Regions from separate parts of the Mus musculus genome. Here regions 1, 3, 4 and 5 are each linked to region 2. Evidence: chromatin loops called from intact Hi-C (ENCODE). Cell type or tissue: heart. All regions are shown on one strand. Region 1 overlaps Nup133 (nucleoporin 133). Region 2 holds the start of Gm36188 (a long non-coding RNA gene). Region 3 overlaps Nup133 (nucleoporin 133). Region 4 overlaps Pgbd5 (piggyBac transposable element derived 5). Region 5 has its middle 84 kb from the start of Pgbd5.

Region 1 (4,000 bases), 130 kb before region 2:
GATTTAAAGCTGCCCCTTAATAGCTGACCCCACCCTCCTCTGCTAATGTGGCTGCCTCTTAGCCCATCCCAGTGTGCTTTGATAATATTATTGATCTTGCACCTTGGGCTTAGCTGTGTTTCCATGATCTTTCTCCAGACCCCCTGCCTCATGGCTCCACCCCTCCATTCTCCTGGAGGATCTGAGCCTCCTCTCTCCTTCCTCTGCTTGGTCCACAGCCCGCCCTGTTCTCTGTTCTGCCCAGCCATTGGGTGATCAGCATTTATTGATAAGGTAGAGAACAAATGGTAAGAATTACACAAATTTGAGACCAGAGATTATTGGTATAAGGATTACAATGCCCTGTCCAGATTGAAACAGGATATAGGAGCAGAAAAAAATCAGTATTTGATTAACACAAGGGTAAACTTCACACAATGTACAAAAGTATAAGCTACAGCTTACAGTTGTGTGGGACACAGTTTGCTGATGCTTGCTGTGCACTGGTGGGCACTGAGAGCTAGTGGTGAGAGTGTGCCGTTTCGAGGAAGTCTTTCTGGGTGCTGAGGTTCTAAACAATTATCTGAACCTGACAGCCAGTGAGGCCCCGTGTAGGTCGGGAGCATCGGATCTTAACACGGCCTTCATGGGAAACAATGGCCATTCAAATTGGCAGTCTTGAAGACAGTGGACATGGTCTCCCTTATAAAGTATCAAAGTGGATAAATTGCAGACTGAGTTGTATGGATGTTGCAGAAGCATCTCCTTTGACTTAGGTTTAGTTACCACAGAACCCAGTGTTCTTCAGGCTTGCTCAGATTCTGCAGTTTGGCTGTTGGAGATCAGGTCGGGTGGCAGTTGGGCAAGTCCCAGCTGTGCTCTCGTTGTGCCCAGATTCCGATGTGGCTGTTTCTGGCCTGGACTTCTCACATTTGTAGGGCCTTGGCTGGCAGCTCTTTGCTTCCTGTAGAGTGTGATTGCTGCCTTGACATTTGAGACAGGTAACCAGTTGGGGGCATCTGTTGAGCAGCACCCTTGACTCTCCCACTAGAAGCCTGGTACCACACTGGTCCTTCCCCCTGTTTGTTATAACCACATTATCTCCAAACATTGTCAAATAGTCCTGAGAGTCAAACATAACAGATAAAACTTTCAAGTGTTGTCTATTTTTTAGCTTCATATTATTTGGTTTTCATTTTTCTTTATTCAAAAAATTTTGTAAATACAAGGTGTTTTGTTTATGAGAGTTTGGGGAAGCATCTGTAATTATTGATTAGGTCTTGTACAAGTAGATCCCTATAGCCTGTTGGAAGCCTGGGGCTCCAGCCCCAGTTGTCGACAGCTGGAGATCATTTCAGCTCTTTGGGGCTGACCACGTGTCTTTAGCAGATGAGTCACCTGTGCAAAGAGCCCCTAGAACTTGACCCCACTCTCACGGGCTGGCTGGGCTTGTTTGTGGAGTGCAGGGTTCCTGATGTACTGGAGTATGTTTGGGGCACAGTAGCCTTAGAACTGTGCCGTCTAGGTTTTAGGGCATGCGTGTACAGTGGAACCGCCATGGGCACTGGTTCACATGTCAGTTTCTTATCATCACATTATCTGCCTGTTACGTACTTTCCTTCATAGGCAGGATTGGTTTATGTTTGAATAGACTTGGGAAAATGCCTTGCCTGCCAAGTCTGTCTCTTGCCAGAGCAGCGAGGCTGTAGGTAGCATGGTTGCTGGTTCTGGCAGTTTGAGGAGAGGGGTGAAGGAGCAGTAGTTTGCCTTGCATGTCTTGGTTTGGAAAGATGCCTCTACTGCCACCTGCAGGATGGTGCAGGATGGTGCACGTTCACTTAGGAGACTCTAAGCTTGTCAGTCTAACACTGCCTTGTTTATGGTCTGCTGGTCTCCCTGTCCTGTCCACATGGGGGCACCACCAGATAGTGGAGTGTGTATTTATGGCCTTGTATTGCATGGTTGAGTCTTACTAGAGAGATTTGGGTTATTTCATCTTGCACAGGTTTCTAGTGATGGTCTTGTAGACTGTGCATGAAAGTGCAGCCAGGAACTGTAGCTTTCATTTTGGTTTCTTATGGCTACCAAAACAAATGACCAAGCCAGGCAGTGGTGGTGCACACCTTTAATCCCAGCACTTGGGAGGCAGAGGCAGGTGGATTTCTGAGTTCGAGGACAGCCAGGGCTACATAGAGAAACCCTGTTTTGAGGAAACCAAAAAAGACAAATGACCATAAAGTCTGTGGCTTATGGGGCTCACATTACAGGGTCACAGGGCCACAGTGCCCTGGAGGGTCTGGGAAGTGCGTTCATGCTCTCATCCTCACAACCATGGCCCCTGACAAGCTTGTGAGCTTGTTGATGCTTCTTTTCTGTTTGCCTCTTTCTAGTTCTTTTCTTTCGAGGCAGCGACTTGTGTAGCCTAGGCTAGCCTAGAACTGGAGATCATTCTCCCTCAGCCTTGCACTCCTTGTGCTAGGGTATCAGACTTGTCCCACTGCACTCAGCACGTGACCTTACATCAGCTGTAGGCTGGGTTTTGCCCCCCCCCAAGATCATCCTTATCTTAATTCATCCTTCCCAAATAGAGAGCACCGAGGCTCCAGGTAGACATGAGTGTGGGGTGTTGCTCATCTAATGCAGGCAGTTTGAGGTGTTCCCAGGGAAGGGTTACCAGGTACAGAAAGGGGCCTCAGCCTAAATAGTCTCAGGAAGTGTTTCTGGGTCCAACGCAGCTATACCCTAGACCCATAGCTATACCCAACATAGCTATACCCAAGAGCTTTACTTGTGCATGGCTCAGGACCAGGAGTTTTAAGGAAGTGGACACTTCACAGTAAAAACACCATTCTTCCACTAGAGTTCTGAGTTACTACCAGATCCTCCTAACTTCCCATATTTGACAGTTGGACTAGAGTGGCGCCTGCACACCCTCGGGACCCTGGGGTTGTGTGCAGCCACACACCGCAGTCTGCAGGCTGTGCATGTTTAGATCTCCTTCATGCCTTCTCGGTGTAGGCCATATTTATCTTCTTCTTGGCCTTACTGGTATCTGGGTATTTTCTCATGACTCTGCCCAGGTTAGAAGAGTCCTCTTTTTAGGAGCTCACTGTCCTTCATGCTGTTGCTCTGGAACTTTCCCCCCAAACTTTCCAGGTGCACCGGCTGGTTTTGTGTCAACTTGACACAAGCTGGAGTCATCAGAGAGGAAGGAGTCTCAGTTGAGGAAATGCCTCCATGAGATCCAGCTGTAAGGCATTTTCTCAATTAGTGATCAATGGGGCCAGCCCCTTGTGGGTGGTGCCATCCCTTGGCTGGTGGTCCTGGGTTCTATAAGAGAGCAAGGTGAGCAAGCCAGAGGAAGCAAGCCAGTAAGTAACATCCCTCCATGCCCCTCCATCAGCCACCAAGGTCTTGCCCTGTTCTGAGTTCCTGTCATGATTTCCTTCACTGATAAGCAGCAATGGGGACGTATCCTTTCCTCCCCAGCTTGCTTTTTGGTCATGGTGTTTTATTGCAGCATTAGAAACCCTTGCTCAGACACTAGGTGACCTGTTTTTTACATCTGATGCAGCGTCCTTGGTGACAACAGAGCATGCTCTGTGGATGGCTGATACCCCTTGGCCTCTTCCTCCAGAGAGCTCTCCTTCCCTCTAAAGGGTTTATTTTCCTTCCTGGTGCTTGCTGGTGTGTTAGTTACTTTCCTCATTGTTGTGACCAAATATCTGACAGTTTAAAAAAAGGAAGGACTTTTGTTGTAGCTTAGAGCTGACAGTGGTCATCCCTCATGGGGAAAGGTCAAAGGGAGTGGTCATCACAGGGGATGGTCGTGGGGAGTGCGTTCCATTCCACTTCACTTTTTATTCAGTCTGGCCGATGACTGAGTCTTCCCACCTCAACTTAGAGAACTCCAGAGATTTGTCTTGAAGGTGACTCTAGAGCCTGTGGAGGTAACAGTTCTGTCTGACCTCTATGTCCAAGCACTTCCCTGCAAATATACCATTGCGTGGTTAGTGGTCTG
Region 2 (4,000 bases):
GAATGTTTGAGCCACTACTTATCTGCATCATAAGTTTCTGCACTGACCACCCTATGATCATCTATACTGCTTTTCTGTAAGCATCCTTTTCTTGGTTTATACATGGTGCAATGCCTTTTGCTTTGCTTTGCTTTGCTTTGCTTTGCTTTGCTTTGCTTTGGTGGCACTAGGACTGAGCATGTTAAGGGAGTACTTTGCCACTGTGATGTATCACCAGCCCCTGCTACTTTGTTTCCTTTAGATAGTTTTGTTTGCTATGTAGCCCAGGTTTGTTTAAAATCACCCAAGTACTACGATTGCAGGCATGACCCACCATCCCTGACAGGGAGGGCATTTGGAAGAAAGGCCTCTCGTGTATTTCTAGGCAAACTCAAGGCCAATAGCGGAAGCATGTTACACAGCAAGCCAAGTATCCGATGGTCTCTGCAGGCTCCTAGCTAGGCTGCTAGGTCATAACACCCATGTCCCCCACGACAGGGCAACCGATGGGTGGTTCTGAGCAGCTGGTCATCTCTGTGGAACCCTGGCCTCTTTCGGGTCCAGGTCTAGCATCCCAGGGGGCCCAGGGAGTGATTCTGCTCCTGGGGCTACTGATTTACAGCCTGTTATGGAGAACAGAGTGGAGAGGCGGGGGCTGATGCGTGCCAGTCATGCAGATCGCTGTGTGTCTGGGCAGTGAGGACATCTTCTGAGACCCTCCTGGGCGAGTCCTTCAGAAGAAAGCATGGTTAGAAATGTACACATACTAACTAACACTCAAGCTACAGTATCAGTTTTGTGTTGGCAGCTTCCTTCCAATGGAAGGGATTCCTTTCCCGGTATTCCTCTTTTGCTCAGAGCGGCTGCAGGACACAGGCCTCGAAGGCTCTCCAGAAGGTGGGGAGGACTATGCACTGTCCAGAATCCTCCCTTCTGTGCTCCCTGTGGTCCCCAGGGTGGGCGTTGGCTGGGAGCTCTCCTCAACATCCCCTTGAACACTGCAATCGCTGGTCTCCTTACTGTTGAACATCTTCCCATTCCCTTCCCCTCTGCGGGCCTCTCTCCTGCAGGACAGTTCTGTCCTGTTCTGTCAAGTGTTTGTAGCCACTGACCCCAGATGCAAGCGCTGAGGCTGGAGACTTGTCTTTGTTCTTCTTACTTTTCCCTCCGCGAGCGCCTTCTCCAGACCCGGGTACAGTTTAGGTCCCAAGCAAATATTTTCAGAACAAATGAACTAGAACCAGAGTGTGCTGTCTGTCACAGCCCTAAACAGGCAGAAAGGGCAGAAAGGGAGCTGCGGAGCTGTGCGAGCCTCGACGAAGGCCCAGCCCAGGAGCTTGTTTAGAGCCAGCCAAGCATTAAATCTCAAGACAGATTCCCACTGAGGTAGTCAAGAGGCCTGTCTGAGCCTTTATCTCCTGTGTGTGTGTGTGTGTGTGTGTGTGTGCCTCTCTTTCTGGGTATGCCTCTCTCTGTGTGTGCCTCTCTCTCTCTTTCTCTCTTTCTGTGTGTGCCTCTTTCTCTGTGCCTCTGTGTGTGCGCCTCTCTCTTTTGTGTGTGTGTATGTGGGTGTATGCCTCTCTTTTGTGTGTCTCTGTGTGTGTATGCCTCTTTCTCTCTGTGTACCCCCAAAGCCCCCGGTGTCTCTTCCCCCACCCCTGCTAGAGGACCGAGAGGATGAATGTTTCCCCCAGGAAAGGAGGAACTGTTGTTCACCATTGAGTGTAAGATAACCGGAAGTTGGTTTGCAGAAGGCTTTAGGACTTAGAGGTTCCATGAAGCCTGCTGTACAGTGACGTTAGAAGAAAGCTGGAGGGACTAGGAAGAAGACTAGTGATAGGACCATCAGGGAAGTGGCCACTTCCAATGTCCTTCCTGAAGCCTTAAAATGTCCCCTCTCCCCTCAGGGATGAGGCTGGGTTTCCAACTTCAGACTGGTCATCTGTTGTAAGCCATTGCCGGATGGACACCCCATTCTCTGGATGCTCAAAGCTTCTGGGGAGCTCCAGCTCCTCCATTATCCACCCTCATGTTCTGGAGAGATCTGGAGCCCGGCTGTCTCCCAGGGCCGTGACACACGAGACCAGTGAGGTTGTTTCGTTTTGGGTTTTTTTTTGTTTTTGTTTTTTTTTTGAGACAGGGTTTCTGTGTGTAGTCCTGATTGTCCTGAAATTCAATCTGTACACCAGATGGCCTTGAACTCAGAAATTCACTTACCTCTGCCTCCCAAGTGCTGGGATTAAAATTGTGTGATATTACCGCCCAAGAGACCAGGGAGTTTTAAAGCTGCTTAGAACCTGTGACTGAGATGCTAGGACGTCCTCTCTCTCTCTCTGCCTTGTCATGCCTGAAGACCCTTGTTTTAGAAACAGTTGAACCTTCATGCAAAGGAAACACAATAAAGTTAGTTGGAGATCATTTTTGGTCCTCTGGCGCCTCCTGGTGGCCTGTGCACCCAGAGTCTCTCGCTTCTGGCAGAGCCAGAGAGCCAAGGTAGCCTGAGAAGGAGTGGCCATCTCTGCCGATGGAGGATGCTGTTTATAGAAGTGTTGTGGGTTGAACTGTGTTCCTAAAGGATGTGACTTATCTGGAGAAAAGGTTCTTTGCAGGTGCTATTATGAAAGAGAAGACCTGGGCTGGAGTGATGACTCAGCAGTTAAGCTCATTTGCTGTTCTGGGTGAGTACCTGGGGTTCCTTTCCAACACCTACATGGCAGCTCACAACCATCTGGAACTCCAGCTTCTGGCTTCTGCTGGCCACCAGGCATGCATATGGTGTGTATACATACGTACATACATACATACATACATACAGGCAAAGCACTCATACACAAAGAACAGGAAGATATGACACGGGCTGTTGAGGTAGCCCATCCTTACTGGGGAATGAACTTGGCAGCAAACCTGGCAACCTGAATTCAGTCCCTGGAAGGACGGACGTTCCTGTCTCCTGCCCCGTGTCCTCTGTCCTCCATATGCAGCACATGTGTGGACGTGCGAACACACTCTCTTGTACACACTGGAAAGAGAGAGGAAGAATGGCCCTGGGGCAGCCCCTTAATCCAATGTTCCTCGTGTCTGACGAAAAGGAGAGACCTACAGAGGGAGGAACATCTTGACAGCAGGTCAGAGCTTGGAGCATCTATAAACAAAAAGGTGTGAGGATTACCAGTAGCCCCAGGAGGGCCTACGTCAGTTCCAGTTGGGCCTTCACATCATGGCGGATTTCTAGCCTCCCGAGCTATGAACGACACAGTACTGCTAAAGCTTCCTTGAAGCCTAGCAAGTGACAGAGAGAGCTAGAGACAGAGATAGACATGGAGAGAGAGACACAGAGAGACTGGACTGGGCTCCTTGTTCTATTTAAACAAACAAACAAACAAAACTCCCAGAACTCTGCTAACACAGGTAGCTTTTACTTTAAGTAAATGTATCCCAAACGTCACAGCAGAAACATGATCTGAAATAAATTTTCTCTTTCTGGGCCCTGGCTGTCGCTCCCTTAATAGAATGCCTCCCTCCTGTGTACAAAGCTATGGGTCCCATCCCACGTAAATGAAGTGGCACACACATATCACAGTCCTTGGGAGGAGGCAGAGGCAGGATTTGAGGCCAGGAAAATATATGCTTCGTGCAATGCAAGCTCCACGGTTTGATTTAGACCAGCAGTGGCATGAGTTCTGTACAATTCCAGACCTTGAGGGTCACAGAGTCCTTGTGGCAATTACTCACTTCTGTCACGGGAACACGGAAGTGACACACATAGACTTTTAAAAAAGCTTTCTGTGTTCAAAAGCGGGAAACAGGCGACTCACCCCTGCTTTTAAAGAGTCACATCTGAAGCACAAGGCTTTAAAAATCCACCCCCATGCTCCCACACCTGCCCTCCCTCCTTCCCTCCCTCCACCCCCTCCCCCTCCTGAAGGCATTCTGCGGAACAAGGATGCCTGCAGCGAAAGTCTTAGCCCTTGCTCGTTTGAAAACCTTATTTCTCTCTCAGCTTTGACAGGTGTTATTTGTT
Region 3 (4,000 bases), 120 kb before region 2:
CACCAGCATGCCTCCTGTTCTCTTTCATCATTGGAGAGAGATATTTTATTATATAAAATCATTAGTTTTTTCTTGCTAATGACTTCTAATAAAAATTCAAATCATGGGGTCTGTGGAGATGACTCAGTCAGTAAAGTGCTTGCTGTACAAACAGAAGGGTCTTAGTTATCCTGAGAACCCTTGTAAAAAGCCAGACCCACAGTGCACACACAAGGTTTCAGTACTGAAAAGGCAGAGATAGGTAGATCCCCAGCTCACTGGGCAGCCAGCCTGTGTCCATGAGCACTAAGTTTGGTGAGAGATCCTGTCTCATAAAAGAAGCTGGGGGCAGGAGAGATAACTCAGAGGTTGAGAGCACTGACTGCTCTTCCAGAGGTCCTGAGTTCAATTCCCAGCAACCACATGGTGGCTAAATACCAATCTATAATGAGATCTGGTGCCCACTTCTGGCATGCAGGCACAACTCTGTGTACATAATAGATAAATCTTTTAGAAGAAGAAGCTGGAGAGTGACCAATAAAGACACCAGACACCTCTGAGCTGAATGCACACAAACGAGCACATACACAAAACTCACATTAGGCGTAAAATGGTGCATATTAAAGTGTGCTGGTGCCAGGGTGCCGAGTGAGCACACAGTTGGAATGGAGCGCCTGTTTTCTAAGTCTCCCTTCTCATGCTTGCCCTGTCAGCTTGAGAGCTCACGGTGTGTTGCTAGTGCTTTGACATTGATCTCAGCTCGGTTTGTTGCTCACCACTATGTCTTCCTTTCAGACAGCGTCCTTGTTTTGTTTTTCGTAGGCTCATACAACACTGCTAGGTTTGGCAAATATGGAAACTCGTTACTTTGCAAAGAAAAAAACCCTTCTTGGCTTGAGTAAACTGGCAGCTTTAGCTTCAGACATTTCAGAGGACAGGCTGCAAGAGAAGATTGAAGGTAAGGGGTCCGAATGAAAAGGCACGTGAGTCAGTTGCACTGTGTCTGTCTGGAGTCGCTCCATTTCAGTAGGATGCTGCTGCCTGTCTTACTGACTGCCCATACTTTACCATTCAGTCATGAACTTGGAGTCGTTAGCCCATCATTCTGCTGAGTAGGTGGAAACGAGAACATCCTGGGGCTTGCTGGCCCCATTAGTGCCAGTCTGGCCACATGAGTGAGCTCTGGTAAATAAGGTGGAGGTCAATTGAAGAAGGCATCCATGTCAGCCTCTGGCTTCTTTCTACACTTGCAAAAGCTAAGCCATTGAGTTGAGGGTTGATGAAAAGATAATTCTGTGTTTTTCCGTCAGGTACACAGACCTCTCAGCTAAGACAGGCCCATGTTTCACACTTTTGAAGTGCTGTGACATGTTCACGTCGTCAGCTCACATGTCCTTTAGCCAGTGCTTAGCCTGCCCCTGCATCTCTTCACAGGGGAGCAAGACACTGTGCACACGCCAGCCTGCACCCTTCAGTTGTTAGTACTGGGAAGACAGAAGGGTCACCCCCTCAGCCAAACCACTGTGGGGAGGATTTTGGGAAGACCTAGGAAATTTAAACTTTTTTTTTCCTTGAAATAGGGTCTCACTATGAAGCCCAGGCTGCCCCCCCACCAATGCTGTGAATGAACAGATTTAATATTAGATGATGTTGCAATAGGCTTGTTAATTTCTGAAGGCTGGGTAATGCTGTTTGTGATTAAATGCCCTTTTTCACCTGTGTTTTGGTTTTTGTTTGTTTTTTTCTTTAATATTTGTATATGAATATACTGTCACTCTCTTCAGACACACCAGAAGAGGGCACCAGATCCCAGTACAGATGAGATGGTTGTGAGCCACCATGTGGTTGCTGGGAATTGAACTTAGGACCTCTGGAAGTGCAGCCAGTGCTCTTAACCGCTAAGCCATCTCTCCAACCTTGGTTTTGTTTTGTGTTTTTGTTTTGTTTTGTTTTGTTTTTGAGACAAGGTTTTTCTGTGTAGGTCTGGCTATCCTGGAACTCACTCCAGACTAGGCTGGCCTTGAACTCAGAGATCTTCCTGCCTCTGCTTCCCTAGTTCTGGAATTAAACTATGTCCTTATTCTTAGGAATACCTCCTGAAGTTAGAAATTAAATGTCATGAAGCCTGCAGCCTCCCTGTGATAGAAAAGGGGGAGGGGTAGAAATGGAGGAGGAAAGCCAGGCCTGGTGGTTGTGCCTGCCTGTGACCCCTGCACCTTCGAGGCTAAAGCGGAAGAACAGAAGTTTTAAGGCCAATCCTGGCTACATAGGAAACTGAAGGCCAGCCTGGGCTATGTGAGGTCCTGGCTCAAAAAAAAAAAAAGTTGTTTATGAAAACTCCTGTAATCCCACTAGGAGGTAGAACCTGGCAAATCTCAGTCTCAAAAATTAATTTTAGTGTATGAGTAATTTCTGTGGAAAGTTTGAGTTGTGGGGAAGGGGTGGGGTCGATTGGAGGTTTCCACCTGCTGAAGGAACTCCTGTGATTTTGGGTTGGTTCTGCTGGCTGGAAGTCTGTGGAACATTGCTGCTATGGGTGGGCATGCTGTGCTTTAGCCTGTCGGTTGTGACCACTGTGGTGGGCTTAGAGCAGTGCGGAGGACAGGGCTAGGACCCATCCACTGAGTGTTCTTACCTGTTAATGCAAGGGCATGTGGCTTTCTGATATGACTTGGTTTCTGGATAACACTGCCGTACTCTTTCACTGAGCTGCCCTCAGGTGGGACTTGTAGAGGGCACTCACCTCCTGAAGTAGCTTTCTTTCTTGGCAGATACTTTCTGCTGCTGTGGTCTTGGATCAAACAGTAAATCTGTTGTCAGCAATGAAGAATAAGCAGTTAGAGGCATAACATCTGGAGATTTGGGTAGCAGTGACTTGCCTTTAGAGCTGTTTAGAGCTGGTTGGCTTCAATTTGCATTTTAATGATGATGGCAGAAGTGAAATCCCTTTGTGTCCTTGATCACCAGCCATGGCTGAGCAAGAGCGCTTCCTGCTACACCAGGAGACCCTGCCAGAGCAGCTGCTGACCGAGAGACAGCTGAGTCTTAGTGCAATGCCTGTGTTGACCGCACCACAACTCATCAGTGTAAGTGTCATAGATGTCACAGCCGTGTCCTGTGTCCTCACCCAGAACAGCTTGCCTTTGCTAGGTCATACTCCGGAGCTCCCAGCAGCGTCTTCCCTTCTCTCACCTGCCAGAGACATTTCCCCTAGAAAAGATGTTAGGAGCAGGAAGAATTAGCAAGACGCAGCAGAGTAGGATGCATTCTGTGAGGTGACCGCTCCTAGGTGATACTTTGTCGTCTCTCGTTAGCCAGAAGCACAGACTGCAGTACTGCACTGTTTCCTGGCAACAGTGATCCAGCCACGGCCAGAGCACCTCGGATTCATCAGATGAGAAGCTGGTGCTGTGCACTCTGCCTTCCCCCTCCTCTTCCCATTTCTCCCCAGTCTGCTCTGATTGCAGTTAAAGGAAAGCAGACAGTCCAGGACCTGTTAGAGTGTAGAGGCCCTGGTTAGCAACAGCTCCTGAATGGTGCACTCTCCTGAGAGGGCATCTGGTTGAGACATCTAAGATGTAGGCTGTATGTGCCGTTATTTCATGGAAAGTGTGATGCCAGGCTTGCTCAGACACCTTAGACTCTCCAGTTTCTAAGGTGGAGGAGGCAAAGGGATTTTGCAAAACATTATAGATTTAAGCCCCCATGGTAGCAAAAACTAGGAAATTACTAAAGAATTATATATAGTTTTTATAAATGAAATTTGTCTTATGACATAATGCTAGCAGAAGGAGATAGGAAAAACTCATATTGGTAATTTGAATCAAAAAAGTTTTTTATTTTTGTTTTTTTTACATTTGTTTTGTTTTGTTTTTCAAGATTGGGGTTTCTCTGTGCAGTTCTGGCTATCCTCGAACTTACTTTGTAGACAAGGCTGGCCTCGAATTTGGAGACCTACCTGCCTCTGCCTCCTGAGTGCTGAGATTAAGGGTGTGTACCACCACCAATATTAAAAAAAAAG
Region 4 (4,000 bases), 580 kb before region 2:
TAATGAGGGGGGCGCGTAAACCTCAGGGAACAGCTACACAGCGCCGTGCCTCCTCCTCTTCCCAGGTATTTCATCTCTCACAAGCCAAACAAGACGTGGCAGCAAGTGTTCTGGTTCGCCATCAGCATCGCCGTCAACAACGCCTACATCCTGTACAAAATGTCAGACGCCTACCACGTGAAGAAGTACAGCCGGGCACAGTTCGGAGAGAGACTTGTCAGGGAGTTGCTGGGCTTGGAGGACTCATCGCCAGCCCACTGAGACTGCTGGCCCAGGGGTGTCAGGGACAAGGAAGGAGCCTGTCACCTGCCTGCTGGCTGGAGGGCTCATGTGTGGTCAGAAGTCTGCTTTCCACATCACCCCCCACAAAGGGTGGCTCCCCAGAGCCTGATACAGGTGACCTCGGAAGGTACCAGCAGTAGGACCAGTGGACCGTGCTCCGCTTTCCAGAGTGTGAAAGATCATGACGGGCTCAAGTTCAGACCAGGCAAGCTTACAAAATGGACCCCTCGGTGCCACCCCACAGCATCCGGGGCATGGGTTCCTAGCACTCTCCCATGAGATCAGCTTAGATGGCTCCCTTGGAAGAAGAGATGCAGTGTGGTGCCATTAAAACTCAGAGCCAGGGGGGGCAGGGGCGGCTGCAGCTTGCTGACTGTAAACAGGGTGCTCCTGTTCTGTCCTCCACGGGACTGCAGCGAGCAGGGCGAGGAGGGGAGAACAATGCCGGGTTTTTGTTTTTTTTTTTTGTTTTGGTTGGTTGTTTTGTTTTGTTTTGTTTTCAATGTATCTTCAGGTTAATTCCCTACTGTTGCTTAAGGTCTACTGTGAACAGATGTGCCCCCCACTCCCCACTCTCTGACACCACATACCTTCACAGCTCCCTGCATGATCACAGTTCTGTTTCTGGCCTGTGGCAGGTTAGGAAGGGCCGCTGGCTTCCAGGACAGATGTAGCTAGCTATGGCTACCAAGGCCTGGGGAGCCTGCAGACTGAATACTCTGTCACCTTGTCACTGTTGGCAGAATTACCTGTCTTGAGAACTCTATAGCATCATGAAAACAAAATCCTTCACCTCCCTCTGTCTGTGAGAATGGGGTCCCCTAGAAAGTCACAGCAGGATTAGGAGGCCCTGGCTGGGGACTGACCCTGTGGGATCTCCCATAGGCCCAGGTCCTTCCCACCAGAGGTTGACATCTCTCCATGGAGCCTGAGCCTCAAGGTGGGCCCACTGTCCCCACAGATGGGATACAAGGATTTTTCCACACCTTGCAGCCCTTCCTCCTGATCTAATGGCACCTAATGTCCCCAGATGCAGACTGTCCTCGGCAGGGGCTTTGGGGCACTTCCTCATCCTTTCAGTGAGCCGAGGCGTGGCTGGCAGCAGAATGCTCTCCACACCTTGTCACATCTGTGTCCACTCTCTCCACAAGCACCCTCGCCTGCGGTGGGACCCGCAATGCCACAGATCACAGGCCCAACTTCAGTTTGTGTTTAAGATAACCTTTGCTGTACCCTTAATGGGATCAAAAGCACTTTCACCACACGGAGAAATATATTTTCAATTTGTGATGCTTTTCTACAAGGCCCACTCTTCCTGAGTTCAGGTGTTTCCAACGCTTAGGGAGCCTAATGAAGGCCAATGACTTTTTCTTTTCTGTCCAAACAAGAAAAATAAAAAATAAAAGTCTATTTAGATGTCGGCTGTTAGTATGTGATTTTGTTTCAAAGAGTTAGAGAGCTGTTCCCCTTGAACTTGCTTTCCCATGGGTGACCAGGAACGTATGAGCTGAACTGTTCTTAGAATCTTGAAACATTGAACAGTTTATAAAAAGAAACCAGTTAGGATTTGATGTGTGAATATATTTTATATACATATATATACATATATATGTATGTATTCATATATATATATATATATGTATATATATATATATATATATATATATATATATATATATATACACACACATATACACACGTGGGTGAATGTTAGTAGCAGTTCTGAGTGTAGTTGTTCAGGCCCCCCCCCATTATTTTTAGTCTTGGTTACCTGAGGTCAACTGTGATCCAAAAAATACTAAATGGAAAATTACAGAAACAAAGAATCCATAAGTTGTAAGTTTTTATTACAGCACATTGCTACAGTTGTTGTATTTTATCGTTAACTTCTTTCTGTGACTAATTAAACTTTATCCCAAGAGTGTACGTAAAGGAAGAAACATAGCGTGTAATTCTAGCACCCACGGAGGGTCTTGGGGTTCAGAAATATATTCCCTGCTGAAGGGTGGATAGGAACTGTTGAGTCTCCCACAGACTGTAGTGTGCACCTGAGACCAGCAGGTGGCGATGTTCTACAGACTGTCGACTGCTGGAGCCTTCCTAGGTTAGAGGTGCTGTTGGTGGCTCTCTTGCCACCTGTTCTGTAAATAGCGGTGTGGGGGTGGGGTGGGGGGGAATGGTAGCTAGGCAGTGGCGGGAGGGGCACTGCAGCCTGTGAGGCATCTGTAAGTTGAAGAGCTTTTCTTTTTTCATGAAGGTCAGAATGGCATGTGGTATGGGTTTAGAAAGCCTTCCAGACCTAGACCTTGCCTCCACAGCATTGGTAAGATGTCAGGACTCACAGCTTCTCTTGGTCTTCAAGCAGACACTGGCTTTTCAGGAATCAGATAACCCCAGTGACCAGGGAGAGAGGCCCTTATGTCAGCTTCCTGTCACCAAGACAAAGGCTGGTCCCCTAGATTGGAGGACAGTGTTTATTTAGTTCACTCTGCACATTGTACTAGCATTGGCTCTTTCTGCTTTGGGTTAAGGCAGAATTTCTTGACAAGAGGACATGGTATAACAAAGATGTTGACGTCATGACAGGCAGGAAAGAGGGGAGGGAGGAAGGATAGAGCCCAGGCCCAGGATCCCTCTTCAAGGGCATACCCTGTTCCACTAGACACCCTTCCTAAAGGTTCTGCCACCTCCCAGGAGTGCCATAGACAGAGGAAAATGTCTTCAAATCTCAGCCTTGGAGAGGACACTGAAGATGCACAAGACCCAAATCCTTCCTGCATACCCCATAAGCCACCACCTCCGCAGGCCTGGAAGAATACATGGGGCCGGTGGCATGTCCGCATCCCACGGTCAGTGAGGCCTCTCTCCATTTAAGCATGTTCTTTGTTAGCAGGCACAGAAGTGAAAGACCCATGTGTTCCAGACCCTCCCATTTCTTCAAGGCACCTGGCTCTCGAGGCTCGAAGCAGCTCAGGCTCTGAGGTTGTAGTGTGAACTCAGCTCAGATTGTAAAAAGTTATGTATTTGCCACTTTCCTTTCCAGGTTCAGTATTTGCCCGACAAGAGCCTCAAACTGGGACATTGTCTTCTATGGTCATTGGGTCATCTTTGAATACTTAGGTGGGTCATCCTAGGCAGAAACTCCTTGGCTGCTAGCCAGGGAGGCCAACCACCAAGATGGAATAATCTGTATGCAGGCGTCCAGATGGACACTACCCCGACCCAAGGCCCGAAGGGTTCAGATCTCTCATCTACAGCCAGGCCATGGGTGGCGGCTTCCCAGAAGCCAGGTTCAGCACCTGACTGTGTGGGTGCAGGAGTGTGTATGCGGCCATTACCACAAGGGCGGGTGGGCAGCACCATGGGCACTTCCTGTGATGCAGGTGGGATAGATCCCACTTCCTCTGGGCTCATTAAGAGTACAGGTCATGTTCTGTTTGTGTGTGGCCTGCCTGCAATGGGTTAACACAAACAGGTAGTTGACAGGCCCTGGGCAAGGCCCTCTCTTCCTACCCAATGTGTACACAAAAGCTAAGTATAAACACACAGGTTAAAAAAACAAAAAACAAAACAAAACGATTAATAAGGCAGAGAAAATTTAGGGTTTTTTGTTTTGTTTTACTGTAAGTTTCCTTCTAATGTTGCAGAGAGAGAGACAGACAGACAGACAGACCGATAGACATCTGGGTCTAGAGAGGTGGCTTAGCAGTTAAGAACA
Region 5 (4,000 bases), 560 kb before region 2:
TTCTCAAGAGACCTTGTGAAAAGAAACAGCTTCAAGGCTGAGTGCCTTAAACAGGACCAATAGAGGACCCTGTAAAATAGTCAGCCCAGGGCTGGAGAAATGGCTGCTCTTCCAGAGGACCCAGCTTCAGCTCCCAGCACCTATCTCCATGGCGGCTCACAACCATCTGTAACTCCAGTTCCAGGGATTCAACTCGGTGTTTTGGCCTCTGTACCAGGCACATGAGATACACAGACATAGATGCAGGTAAAGCGCCCATACTCCTAAATAGAAACATTCCCAAGTCAGAGGCCCTGTCTCTGTGGCTTGGACTTCGCTCTTTCCTGGATGTTCAATTCTTTGTCCATCCCAGAGAATGAGCTCAGCGAGCCCCTAGATGGCCACTAGGGGCCAGGACACCAGCATCCTCCTCCCTCCCTCTGGCTCAGAGCTCAGGTCTGGGCCCTCAGCTGTCCTTCCACAGGAGTAATGTCAAAGTGGTACTTTTAGAGCAAAGATTTCCTGGGGCAGATGCACCCTGAAGGAAAAGAGACCTTGAAGTTAGGTGGCCTGCTGGGGTTCGTTTACTAATCCTGAGTCCCAGCCTTCCTACCATGGGTACTAAGATCTGGTCATATGTCTCAGTGGTATAGGCTTTTGAGGGCAGGTTTAGTCCTCTGTCTGTCTGTCTGTCTGTCTGTCTGTCTGTCTCTGTGTGTCTCTGTCTCTCTCTGCCTCTCTCTGCCTCTGTCTCTCTCTGCCTCTGTGTGTCTCTCTCTGTCTCTGCCTCTGTCTGTCTCTCTCTGTCTTGGTCTCTTTCTCGTTGTCGTCGTTGTTGATCTAGTGATGTGCTCAAAGCTAGGTTGCTTTGTAAAGTTTGATTCCACTCACTGTCCCCAATGTCAGAGCCCAGGTGCTCCAGCTGGTGATGGTTTGTGGCTGGCAGCATCCTGAGGTGGCTCAGCCATCTCATGGAGACAAGGGATGGCCCCATAGCCAGTCCTTTTTAAAAAGCCACCAGGACTGTCAGGTGCACCACCCTGATGACTTTGCCTATTCAGATCCCCCTTCCAGAGCCCTGACTGGGTGACAGTCGGACTAAAGTCCTGTCCCCTTGAAGCCTCCCAGTGGGCACTGAATTTCAACACATAGTTAGGCATGGTGGAATATACCTGTCATCCCTGTGTGTGTGTGTGTGTGTGCGCGTGTGCGTGTGCGTGCGTTCATGTGCACGCATGTGTGCATGTGTGAGTACACGGTGAAAGGAACTTTATTGTGAGTCTGAGGACAGCCTGGACTATGCAGGTCAGAAGTAAGATCCTCCAAACAGAAGCTGAGCATGTAGAGGGTTGGGGTCCGGTGGGGGTGGGATTGGGGTGGGGCTGGGGGGCACAAACCACATTCAAGGCACAGCTGGGGCTCATGGGAACACATGGCTGTGGCTGCCTTGAGAGAGAAGGGCACCTGAAGCAAGCAGACTACAACTATCATTAAATCAAACCACGGAGGAACACCAAATCCCAGACCCCGAGGTGTAAGAAGAACACTCATCAGCACAGAGGAGAAAACCAGACCTCTCACTTGCCCAGAGCACTAACAGTAAAAGCCAAGGCTTGGGGCACATGGGCTGTCACTCACTGTCACTGGGTCCGAGGTACTGTGGCAGGTCAGGAGGGAGGTGTTACTTCACAAGCTGAGTGCCTTTGTTCCTGGAGCAAACCTTATGTGACCCTGGCAAATATGGGCCAGCACCTCTGAGCTGCCCCACAGGGATGCTCCTGAGCTCAACGTGTTCGAGACAGTTCTGCGGGGCAAGGGGCTGCTGAGACTGCGCCCGTTAGCTCTCTAGACAGTGAGTAGGTGTTTGACCCAAGAAGCCCACGGTAACCTTGGTGTCTGTACCAGGTGCTAATAGGACAGTGCGGTCTCTGCAATCCGGTCTGATTCTGAGCGGGCTCAGGGAAGCTGGTATGTGGTGGGGAATTCCTTTATGATCCCATGCAGCCAAGCACAATATCTGAAGATCTTGAGAAGGAGTCACTGAGGCCTCTAAGGACATTAGAGTATAGGGTACCTAAGAATCCAAGGCTATTGCCCTGGAATGGGTGGACTGAACTGGGCCTGGGAGAGGGGCAGGTTTAGGTGCTGTGTCTAACCTCAAAAGTGTCAGGGTAACAACACAGCAACAGATCTGACAGCCTGATCTTACCTGGATCCCATGATCTTCTAAACCTAGGTTTTTTTGCCTTTCTTTCCTGGGAAATGTCCCTACCTCTGGGTGAGGCTGTTCCCGGTCTGGCCAGCAGAGGGCAGCAGAACCTCAAATTAGCACAAAACAGACCAAATAGTGTTGTGGACTGGGGAGTGTGGGCAGCTGGAATTATAGAAGACACAGCCCCACGTGAGACCAGCAACAACACGGTCACTGGGACTAACTGGGTGACCTGGCGGGGATGGGAAAGGAAAGGAGCTGCAGAGCCCCACAGTCCTTCACCTGGTCACCGTGTCTAGGTTTGTGAGGCACTGGGACACTTGAGGGGTCCGTGATGCTACAACCGTATTTTCCAGTAGAGGATAAGCTCACAGTGTGCCGAAGGACAACTGAATCTTAGAGACGGGGAGAGGTGGTAGGTTGTCATGCCGCCCTCCCCCCCCACCCCACCCCCGATCTGATGGGAGCCTACAGTGGAGAAGAGTAGCAAGTGTAACCTTGGGACTGGACAAGCTGAGCCACCATCACAGGGACACTGGATGAGGCCAAGGACCTCACCTGGACCTGGGCTGTGCACAGCCCAAATCTCAGCCCTCCAGTTTACAGCGGAGATTGGCAATGACGCAGGCTAGTGGCTCAGCTATGAGAAGGAGGAGGTCAGGTCTAGTCACACCCAAAGCCCACCATTTTCCCTAGCACCTTATTACGTCCCAAGCCAGACAACTTGGCTCTCTTGAAAAACTCTATCTAGCCCCACAGTTCTTCCTGCCATGGAGAAATGGCTTAGCATCCATGACTGACTTACAGGAATTCAGCCGAGCAGGTAAGGGGCTGTGCCTCCTGACTCCTGGACAGCCCCACCTCTACTCCCACCAGGGCACTGAAGGTCCCCGAGAGGCAGATGAGAATAGCTACAGTCTGCAAGGTTGTCCAATTTGCTGAAGAGCATATTCAATGTCTCCAGTGGGAAGTTCATGAGTTCACAGTCCTGTCTTTGCTCCTTGGAGGACCACTAGGTGTAACACAGGGTCACAATGCCCTCCTCACTCACCTCTCCCACAATGCCCCTCTTGCAAGTGAGCACAGGGTTCCCATTTTGGACTGGCCTAAGGGGCGGATCTAGTGTGCAAGGGGTGGGTCTAGTGAGCAAGGAGTAGTTTAGTGTGCAAGGGGTGGTTCTAGTTTACAAGGAGTTGTTTAGTGTGCAAGGAGCAGGTCTAGGGTGCAAGGGGCAGGTCTAGTGTCAAAGGGTGGTTCTAGTGTGTAAGGGGTGGCTCTAATATGCAAGGGGCAGGTCTAGTGTACAAGGGGCAGTATAGAGTACAAGGGGTGTGCCTAGTGTGCAAGGGGTGGGTCTAGTTTACAAAGAGTGGTTTAGTGTGCATGGGGCAGGTCTAGTGTGCAAGGGGTGATTCTAGTGTACAAGGGGCGGGTCTAGTGTGCAAGGAGTGGGTCTGGTGTGCAAGCCCAAACTGACTGAGGTTTCTTTAGGTCCTCGCTCTCCCCTCAGAATCCCCAAGCCTTCTCTGATGCTCTCCAGCTCTTGAGAACTGCCATGTGCTAGCTGCTACAAGGGGGCTGCTTGCCCTGGTCTCTCCTGGAGGACTGCCATCTTCTCACCACCTCTTGTCACACAGAGCACAACACTGAGCCCTCCCCTTGCCCCAGGACAGGCTCAGTCTCAGAGCTGGTGCCTCATGTGACCTATACAAGTCACCCAGGTTCATGGCTGGCTTGCTAGAGCTTGCCCAGTGCCAAATAGGGAAACACTTTATGGGTTGTGAAAATTAGAGGCAAAGTATTCTCCAG

The links. A loop is a pair of places that touch in the nucleus more often than their neighbours do. Peaks named below come from ENCODE experiments on the same cell type or tissue, not always from the same donor. Only the 100,000 strongest peaks of a DNase experiment are listed, where the experiment ranks them.
Region 1: it touches region 2 in a loop (8-fold over the local background); 13 of 42 quality-filtered maps call a loop at or near these places.
Region 3: it touches region 2 in a loop (7-fold over the local background); 15 of 42 quality-filtered maps call a loop at or near these places.
Region 4: it touches region 2 in a loop (3-fold over the local background); 9 of 42 quality-filtered maps call a loop at or near these places.
Region 5: it touches region 2 in a loop (2.4-fold over the local background); 9 of 42 quality-filtered maps call a loop at or near these places.

The regions. Positions count from the first base shown.
Region 1 is chr8:123,922,742-123,926,741 of GRCm38, reverse strand. The region is part of intron 12 of Nup133 (nucleoporin 133); the gene reads left to right. Among named protein-coding and RNA genes, the nearest start is that of Nup133, 25 kb to the left of the region's middle. In heart, a CTCF peak has its summit at 1,823 (motif pointing left); a DNase peak (open chromatin) is centred at 1,791.
Region 2 is chr8:123,788,656-123,792,655 of GRCm38, reverse strand. It overlaps Gm36188 (a long non-coding RNA gene), which reads left to right and starts at 1,576. Exons shown (of 3, transcript XR_003947606.1): 1 at 1,576-2,657. In heart, a CTCF peak has its summit at 2,433 (motif pointing left); no DNase peak of the experiment used is centred here; H3K27me3 peaks cover 1,974 bases.
Region 3 is chr8:123,906,821-123,910,820 of GRCm38, reverse strand. It overlaps Nup133 (nucleoporin 133), which reads left to right. Exons shown (of 26, transcript NM_172288.2): 21 at 802-937; 22 at 2,947-3,065. Among named protein-coding and RNA genes, the nearest start is that of Gm29773, 14 kb to the right of the region's middle. In heart, a CTCF peak has its summit at 1,768 (motif pointing right); no DNase peak of the experiment used is centred here.
Region 4 is chr8:124,366,752-124,370,751 of GRCm38, reverse strand. It overlaps Pgbd5 (piggyBac transposable element derived 5), which reads left to right. Exons shown (of 7, transcript NM_171824.2): 7 at 66-1,703. The coding sequence ends at 261. Among named protein-coding and RNA genes, the nearest start is that of Pgbd5, 65 kb to the left of the region's middle. In heart, a CTCF peak has its summit at 2,334 (motif pointing right); no DNase peak of the experiment used is centred here.
Region 5 is chr8:124,348,225-124,352,224 of GRCm38, reverse strand. No RefSeq gene overlaps it. Among named protein-coding and RNA genes, the nearest start is that of Pgbd5, 84 kb to the left of the region's middle. In heart, CTCF peaks have their summits at 369 (motif pointing right) and 2,272 (motif pointing right); a DNase peak (open chromatin) is centred at 2,314; H3K27me3 peaks cover 223 bases.